2 separate regions of the Homo sapiens genome follow, and region 2 is linked to region 1. Evidence: chromatin loops called from intact Hi-C (ENCODE). Cell type or tissue: MCF 10A. All regions are shown on one strand. Links, peaks and the distances in the headings refer to the core of each region. The heading gives the core; the rest is flanking DNA. Region 1 overlaps PODXL2 (podocalyxin like 2). Region 2 has its middle 10 kb from the start of RUVBL1.

Region 1 (4,386 bases), core at 93-4,092:
AGAGACAAAAGAGACATGCGGACTAAATGCAGTACGTGATTCTGGACCGGATAGTGGACTATGAAACCCTGCTCTTTTTTTCTTTTGCTATAAAAGACACTACTGGGAAAACTGGCAAAGTTTGAATAAAGTTTGTAATTACAGAAGCATATTGTATCAGTGTTAATTTCCTGATTTTGATCATCCTGCTGTGGTTTTTAGGAGAATGCTTTGTTCCTAAGAAATGCACACTGAAGTATTTGGAGCAAAGGAGCATCATGTCTGCAACTTACCATTAAATGGTTTAGCAAGAAGTACAGATCTGCATCTCCATATCCATACATGTACACATACACACTGATACAGCAACTGCGGCAAAGTGTTAATAATGGGGGAGTCCGAGCAAGGGGTGGACGGAATTATTCTTGCAACTTTTCTGTAAATTGAAAATTTTTTAAAATAAGGAGTAACAGAGAGAGCGTGCACATGTGAGAGACACTTTCTCTCTTTTTTTTTTTTTCTTTTTTGAGATGGAGTCTCACTCTGTCACCGAGGCTGGAGTGCATTGGCACGATCTTGGCTGACTGAAACCTCCGCCTCCTGGGTTCAAGCAATTCTCCTGCCTCAGCCTCCTGAGTAGCTGGGACTATAGGCACACGCCACCACGCCCAGCTAATTTTTTGTATTTTTAGTAGAGACGGGGTTTCACCTTGTTGGCCAGGCTGGTCTTGATCTCTTGACCTCGTGATCTGCCTGCCTTGGCCTCCCAAAGTACTGGGCTTACAGGAGAGAGCCCCTGCACCCGGCCTGAGACACTGACTTTCACTACAGGTCAGCGAACATGCTTGAGCTGTCAAGAGGGGAATAGAAACATGGCAAGGGACAGGGCAGGCTATCCTGGCTGAGAGCGCAGAGCCCTGTGGCAGGAAGGAGCCACACCGCCCTGAAGCAGGTGAGACAGTTTTGAGAGACAGGGAGGAAGGTGCTTTTCCCACTCAGGTGTCCAAGGAATACAGATCAGGCTTCTAGGGACTCGCTGCATTGAGAGGGGAGAGGAAGCCTCAGCAGGCACTTTGGAGGTGAAAAAGGATCAAATTGGGAATGGAAGAAGAGAAACAAAGAAGTGAAGCTGAGCAGGAAAAGGAGGGAGATGAAGATGAGGAGAGTAAAGAGAGGGGAGAGGCAAGAGGAGAGGGAGGAGAGAGGGGACACATGACAGGGCTACCTGCCCTCCCAGCCTGCCCTCAGTGACCCAGGGCAAGTCCTTGATGCCCACACCCTCAGCCCTGCTGCCGTGGACAGCTCTGATTCCAGAGGGAGGGTCTGACCAGCTGAGCGCTCCAGGGAATCCCTTCCTACCCCATCCACTTCAGGCTCAGGAGAAGGGTCCCTCCACGAAGCCCTTTTAGTTTGTAGCCAAACCCCAAAAGCGTGTCTGGGACCAAGGTGTACCTCTAGAGCCCCACACCTGGACACAGGTGTGAGGAAGCCGAGCCGCCCGGGAGACACACTGGAGACACGTGGAAGTCTAAGGGCTGGCTCCATGGATTCATCCCTGTCCTCAGGAAGAGCTGGGGCACTGAAGGATGAGAAAGGTCATCCAAGGCTCAAGCCCTCCAGGGAGAGGCTCGGGCTGGGCCTCGGAGCATGGGAGGCCACGAATGTCTAAGCTGCAGCTCAGAAGACACCTGGGGCAGACCCCCTCGTTGCACAGGAGAGCCCTGGAGGACCTCCTGGATTGATTGCAGGATAACACTTAGGCTCCTGGGCTCCCGACCCTCCCAGAACTGCTGGGAATGGCACTGTGAAGTCACAGCCCCCCCTGGTGGCTCTAAACAGAAACCACATGTTCCCCAGAGCCCTCAGAACAGTTGGGTCTCCAAATCCCAGACTCAGGGATTTTACAGGTAGACAGAGGCCCTGCAAGAGCAAAGGGCCCATCTCTCGCCTTTTCCACATGAGGGAGCCCAGGAGAGGAGGATTCTTGCTCTAAGTTGTGATGCTAGACTTGTCACAGTTGTAAAGTTGTAAGACTCTTAGACTCTTGTGTGGTTAAAGCCAGTGTCTTTTGACACATCCTGGTCATTTAGTCCAGCACCCGGGCTTGGCTTGGGATGCTGGACAGGAGCAAGCTGACAAGCAGAATCATGACCTCTCCCCAGTCTGCCCGTACCTTTGTGGCCGCAGCCAACCTCCTTAAAGCTGGGCTTGAATCACAAGAGTGGCTGGCGTTAAGAGCCCCAGGCCAAGCTTCAGGGTTCTGGAGGCATGGGCTGGAATTCTGGGTGGCCACTTGCCTCTGTGTGCCACACACCCACCTCTCCATGATGTGAGGCTAATACCTCAGGTTGTTACAAAGATGAAGTGGCATCAGGAATGCAAAACACCCAGCCCACAGAAGGCACACTTTCCTTCTGTCACACTCCATGTTCTCTGCTCCTCTCAGCATCCACACAGCCCAGCTCACGGCAGGTGTATCCGTGGTTAGGGTCAGGGTCCTAACACGGGAAGGGACCACAGGAGGCTACCTGACGAGGCCTCAGCCCTCTGGCAGGCACTGGTGAGTCTAGAGAAGATGGGCTGGCAATTATCTTCAAGAATATGGCTGGGTCTCTTTAGAGAGGCATTTCTGTGTTATTGACTTACCCCTACACCCCCATTTGCCTAAACCCAGCTGTGATGGTTCCTTTACAACTCAAGTCCATCTCTGTTTCATCTGGTAAGTGAGCAGCACCTGCTAGCACCGCCTTCAGAGGAAACAATGTACATAGTCTCTTAGTTGCCCCTAAACCTAGCTTCTTTTCCTGGGGCTAAACAACTGTAATTATTCTTTATTCTCAACCTTTCTGTTTTCATCCTTCTCTTGTGAAAACTCTGGATTCACCCTGGTGTTTTTTGTTTGTTTGTTTTGAGATGGAGTCTTAGTCTGTCGCCCAGGCTGGAGTGCAATGGCACGATCTCAACTCACTGCAACCTCCGCCTCCTGGGTTCAGGCGATTCTCCTGCCTCAGCCTCCCGAGTAGCTGGGATTAAAGTGCCCGCAACCACATCTGGCTAATTTTCGTATTTTAGTAGAGATGGGGTTTCACCATGTTGGTCAGGCTGGTCTTGAACTCCTGACCTCAGGTGATCCACCCGTCTCGGCCTCCCGAAGCGTTGGGATTACGGGTGTGAGCCATCGCACCCAGCCTCACCACAGTTTTAGGAGTATTACAGCTGGGCGCGGTGGCTCACGCCTGTAATCCCAGCACTTTGGGAGGCTGAGGTGGGTGGATCACGAGGTCAGGAGATGGAGACCATCCTGGCTAAAACGGTGAAACCCCGTCTCTACTAAAAATACAAAAAAAAATTAGCTGGGTGTGGTGGTGGGTGCCTGTAGTCCCAGCTACTCAGGAGGCTGAGGCAGGAGAATGGTGTGAACCCAGGAGGCGGGGCTTGCAGTGAGCCGAGATCGCACCACTGCACTCCAGCCTGGGCGACAGAGCAAGACTCCGTCACAACAACGACAACAACAAAAAAAACAAACAAAAAACAAAAAAGAGTGTTACAAAATCAGCACAGGGGGTACACAGTAAATATTTGCTGAATGAACTATTGAAAACTGAACAAGATTCACTAACTTGAGACTAATTGATGCAAAATGTAAAGGGGTTTCTCCACTCCAGTGGCACTACTGTCATTTATCACAGCTGGTAAGCTGAGCTCTCCCGCGCCCCCTGTGATGGGTTGGTGCTGGCTCAGATGCAGCTCCAGCTCACCCTGATGAAGCCCCAGGCCTGGGTCCCCTAGGCCTTATTTCTCCGCTTTCTTTTAAACTCATTATGGTGCTGGCTTTGTTCCCTAAATAGATCATTTTTCCCTCCTATATTTCATCACAGTTCTGTATAGGTTTCTTTCCCCAGTTTATCGAAGTCACTCTGGACTTTACTTCTATCTCTCAGGGCAGCCATAATCCCAGGGATGAACTTCAGCACAGGCTGAAATATCAATGAACTGATTCTTCTATTCAAGAGACAGAATTAAAACAGGCATAAGGGCCAGAGCCCTTGAAAGATCACTTTAAATGTCCCTTTAGGTTAATGTCAAGTCACTGAAAATTGTCCCCTCACTACAACTCTCAAGTCAGTTATCCAACTGAGTGTTAATATAAAAACACTCAAAATTAAAAATAAATATGTCTAAAACAGAGGTGCAAGGGAAGACGTTTTAGTATAACTTAAAACTACTTTTTTATTTAAGACAAAGTCTTGTTCTGGTGTCCAGGCTGGAGTGCAGCAGTGTGATCTGGGCTCACTGCAGCCTCTGTCTCCTGCGTTCAAGCAATTCTCCTGCTTCAGCCTCCTGAGTAGCTGGGATTACAGGCACCCACCACCACACCCAGCCAATTTTTGTATTTTTAGTAGAGAC
Region 2 (4,386 bases), core at 142-4,141, 480 kb before region 1:
AAAAAGAACAAAGAGAAAACTAATTAAAAATTCTACAGTTTAACTTCATCCCCCTGCTTTTTAACTTTTTGTTGTTTCTATGATATATATCTTATTATACTGTCATGTCTTGAAAAGTTATTGTAGTTATTATTTTTGATAAGTTCATCTTTTATTCTTTCTTCTTAAGATACGAATAGTTTACACACCACAATTACAGTGCTACACTACTCTGTGGTTGTCTGTGTACGTACTATTACCAATGAGTTTTGCACCTTCAGGTGATTTCTTATTGCTCATTAACATCCTTTTCTTTCAGACTGAAGAATTCACTTTAGCATTTCTTGTAGGACAAGTCTGGTGTTGATTAAATCCCTCAGCCCTTGTTTGTCTAAGAAAGTCTTTATTTCTCTTTTATGTTTGAAGTATATTTTTGCTGGGTATGCTATCCTAGTATAAAATATTTTTTCTTCAGCAGTTTATTTATTTATTTACTTATTTTGAGATGGAGTCTTGCTCTGTAGCCCAGGCTGGAGTGCAATGGCACAATCTTGGCTTACTACAACTTCCGCCTCCTGGGTTCAAGCGATTCTCCTGCTTCAGCCTCCTAAGTAGCTGGGACTACAGGTGCATGCCGCCACACCTGGCTAATTTTTGTTCTTTTAATAGATATGAGGTTTCACCCTATTTGCCAGGCTGGTCTCGAACTCCTGACATCAGGTGATCCACCCGCCTCGGCCTCCCAAAGTGCTGGGATTACAGGCATGAGCCACCATGCCCAGCCTTCCTTTAGCACTTTCAATATGTCATGCCACTCTTTCCAGGCCTGTAAGGTTCCCACTGAGAAGTCTGCTGCCAGATATATTGGAGCTCCTTTGTATGTTATTTGTTTCTTTTCTCTTGCTGCTTTTAGGAGTCTTTCCTTATTCTTGACCTTTGGAAGTTTGATTATTAAATGTCTAGATATAGTCTTATTTGGGTTATATCTGGTGTTCTATAACCTTCTTATACTTGAATATTAATTTTTTTTCCTCTAGGTTTGGAAAGTTCTGTTTATTATCCCTTTGAATAAACTGTCTACCCTGATCTTTCTTTCTACTTTCTTTTAAGGCCAATAACTCTTAGATTTACCCTTTTGAGGCTATTTGCTAGATTTAGTAGACATGCTTCATTCTTTTTTTTAAATTTTTCCCCTCTTTGCATTTTATTTTCCTTTTCATCTTCCTCTTCTTTTTTTTTTTAGACAAAGTTTCTCACCCAGGCTGGAGTGCGGTGGTGCAATCACAGCTCACTGCTGCCTTGACCTCCCAGGCTCAATTGATTCTCTCACTTCAGCCTCCCAAGTAGCTGGGACTACAGACATGTGCCACCACACCCAGCTCATTTATTGTTATTTTTATTTTTATTTTTTGTAGAGATGGGGTTTCACCATGTTGCCCAGGCTGGTCTCGAACTTCTGGCTTCACTTGGTCTGCCACCCTTGGCCTCCCAAAGTGCTGGGATTACAGGCATGAGCCACCATGCCTGGCCACCTCTGTGTATTTTCAAATAGCCTGTCTTTTTTTTTTTTTTTTTTGACAGTTTCACTCTTGTTGCCCAGGCTGGAGTGCAGTGGCATGATCTCTGCTTACTGCAACCTCTGCCTCCCAGGTTCAGGTGATTCTCCTGCCTCAGCCTCCTGAGTAGCTGGATTACAGGCGCCTACCACCGCGCCCAGGTAACATTTGTATTTTTAGTAGAGAAGGGGTTTCACTTTGTTGGCCAGGCTGGTCTCAAACTCCTGACCTCAAGTGATCTGCCTACCTCGGCCTCCCAAAGTGCTGGGATTACAGACATAAGCCACTACGCCTGGCCAAATAGCTTGTCTTCAAGCTCACTAATGCTTCTGCTTGATCAGTTCTGCTGTGGACTGATGCATGCTTTGTATATCAACTGAATTTTTCAGCTCCAGAAGTTCTGCTTGATTATTTTTAATTATTTCAATCTCTTTGTTAAATTTATCTGATAGGATTCTGAATTCCTTCTCTGCATTATCTTGAATTTCGTTGCGCTTCCTCAAAAGAGCTATTTTGAATTGTCTGTCTAAAAGGTCACATATCTGTCACTTCAGGATTGATCACTGGTGCCTTATTTCATTTGTTTGGTGAGGTCATGTTTTCACGGATAGCCTTGATGATGTGGATATTTGTCAATATCTGGGCATTGAAGAGTTAGGTATTTATTACAGTCTTTGCAGTCTGAGCTTGTTTGTACCCATCCTTCTTGGGAAGCCTTGCCAAGCATTCAAAGGGAATTGAGTGTTGTAATCTGTCTTTGGTCACTGCAGCTGTATCTGCACTAGGGGGCACCCCAAGCCCAATAAAGCTGTGACTTTCAGCTGCATAGAGGTGCTACCTTGGTGGTCTTGGGTAAGATCTGGGAGAATTCCCTGGATTACCAGACAGAGACTCTTGTTCTCTTCCCGTACTTTCCCAGGAACAAACAGAGTCTCTCTGATAAGCTGTCTGAAGCTGGGGGAGGGATGATACAAGCACCTCTGTAGCAACACCACTGGGACTTTGTTGGGTCAGACCCAAACCCAGCCCAATACTGTGTCTCACCCAAGGGCCATGGTGACCACTGCCTGGCTACTGCCAATGTTCACTTAAGGCCTGAAAGCTCTAAAATCAGCATCTGGTGAATCTAGCCAGGCTTATGTCCTTCCCTCAGAGTGACAAGCTCATCCCCCAGCCCACGGCAGGTCCAGAAATGCCATCCAGGAGCTGGGGCCTGGAGTCAGAAACCTTAGGAATCCATTTGGTGCTCTAGTCTACTGTAGCCGAGCTGGTGCCCAAACCGCAATACAAAGTCCTTTCCACTCTTCCCTCCCTTTTCCTCATGCAGAAGAACTCTCCCTGTGGTCACAACCAACCCAGGCCTATAGCAAGAACTGCCTGGCTACCGCTGATGCTCACTCAAGATCCAAGGGCTCTCTCTTCAAGTTGTGTTGAATACTGCTGGGCCTGGGTCTCTCCCTTCAGGGCAGTAGGCTCCCCTCTGGCCCAAGGCAAGTCCAAAAATGTCACCCAGGAGCTAAGGCCTGGAATTGGGAAACCCAAAAGACCACTCGGTGCTCTACCCCACTGTGGCTGAGGTGGTGTCCAAGTTGCAAGACAAAGTCCCTTTTATTCTTTCCTTTCTTCAAACAGAAAGGGTTTCTTTCTGTGGCCATCACAACTGGGAATGTGCTGGTTCACCTGAAGCCAGCATGGCACTGGGTCTCACCCAAGGCTCGTGGTAAATACTGTCTGGCTACCACTGATGTTTATTCAAGGCCCATGCACTCTACTCAGCAGATGATGAATCCTGCCAAGTCTGGGTTTTCCTCCTTCAAGACGCTGCATTCTCTTTTGTCCCAGGGTGTGTCTAGAAATGTCGTCTGGGAGCTAGAGCCTGAAATAAGGGCCTCAGGACTCTACCTGCTGCCCCATTCTACTGTGGCTAAGCTAGTATCCAAGTTGCAAGACAAAGTCCCCTTTACTCTCCTCTCTGCTCTCCTCAAGCAGAAGGAAGGAGTCTCTCCGGGAGCTGCAAGCTGCGCTGCCTGGCTTTGGGGGAGTGGTGATGCAAGCACTCCCTTGATTGCCCTGGGTATTGTCTTGCTAGGTCACATGCACCCCACGTTCACTGGCTCCAAGCCTAGCAGAGCACCAAGATTTGCCCAGGAATTGCAGTCCTTGTGGCCTACACTGCCTTCCAAGTTTCTGTAGAACCCCAGAGCACTTTAGCCTGCGGTGATGAGGCTGGCCGGAACTCAGTTTCTGACCACTGGGATGGATGATTCCCCTCTGGCTAGGGCTTGTCTAAATGCTCTCTCCGTGGGTGCTGGTTGAATTCTGCCTTGTGTTGCTTTCTGCTGTGACAGGGCAGCACTGAGTTCCAGTACAAAGTCCCATAATCTCTCTGCCAAGTACATAGATTCTCTCTCTGTGCCATGAGGCCTCAGGCAGGGGATGAGAGAGGGGTAGTGCAGGTGAGTCAAGACTGTCTTTCCTACTCTCTTTAGTGCCTCTTTCTTTGATGTGATGTTAAAACCAGGGACTGTGACTGCTCACCTGATTTTTGGTTCTTATGAAGGTGCCTTCTTGTGTGGATAGTTTTTCAATTTGGTTTCCTGCTGGCGGCAGGTGGGGGCAATTTCTGGAGGGTGCATTTGGCCATCTTGCTCCGCCTCCCTCTCATAGGCAACTCCTAGTTGTTTTTTGGATCATGAAAGTGTATTGGATTTTGTCAAATTTTTTTTCTGAATCAGTTGAGTTGATCATGTGGGGCTTTTCCCCTTCACTCTATTAATATGGTATATTACACTGATTTTTGTATGTTAAACCACCTTTGTATTCCTAGAATAAATCCCACTGGTCATGGTGA

The links. Peaks named below come from ENCODE experiments on the same cell type or tissue, not always from the same donor. Only the 100,000 strongest peaks of a DNase experiment are listed, where the experiment ranks them.
Region 2: it touches region 1 in a loop (5-fold over the local background); 11 of 110 quality-filtered maps call a loop at or near these places.

What each region holds. Positions count from the first base shown.
Region 1 is chr3:127,649,766-127,654,151 of GRCh38, reverse strand. The region is part of intron 2 of PODXL2 (podocalyxin like 2); the gene reads right to left. Among named protein-coding and RNA genes, the nearest start is that of ABTB1, 21 kb to the left of the region's middle. In MCF 10A, for the core only: a CTCF peak has its summit at 1,808 (motif pointing left); a DNase peak (open chromatin) is centred at 1,801.
Region 2 is chr3:128,131,628-128,136,013 of GRCh38, reverse strand. It overlaps a transcript of RUVBL1 not described here. Among named protein-coding and RNA genes, the nearest start is that of RUVBL1, 10 kb to the right of the region's middle. RefSeq lists a silencer at 2,254-2,548. In MCF 10A, for the core only: a CTCF peak has its summit at 2,323 (motif pointing right); a DNase peak (open chromatin) is centred at 2,313.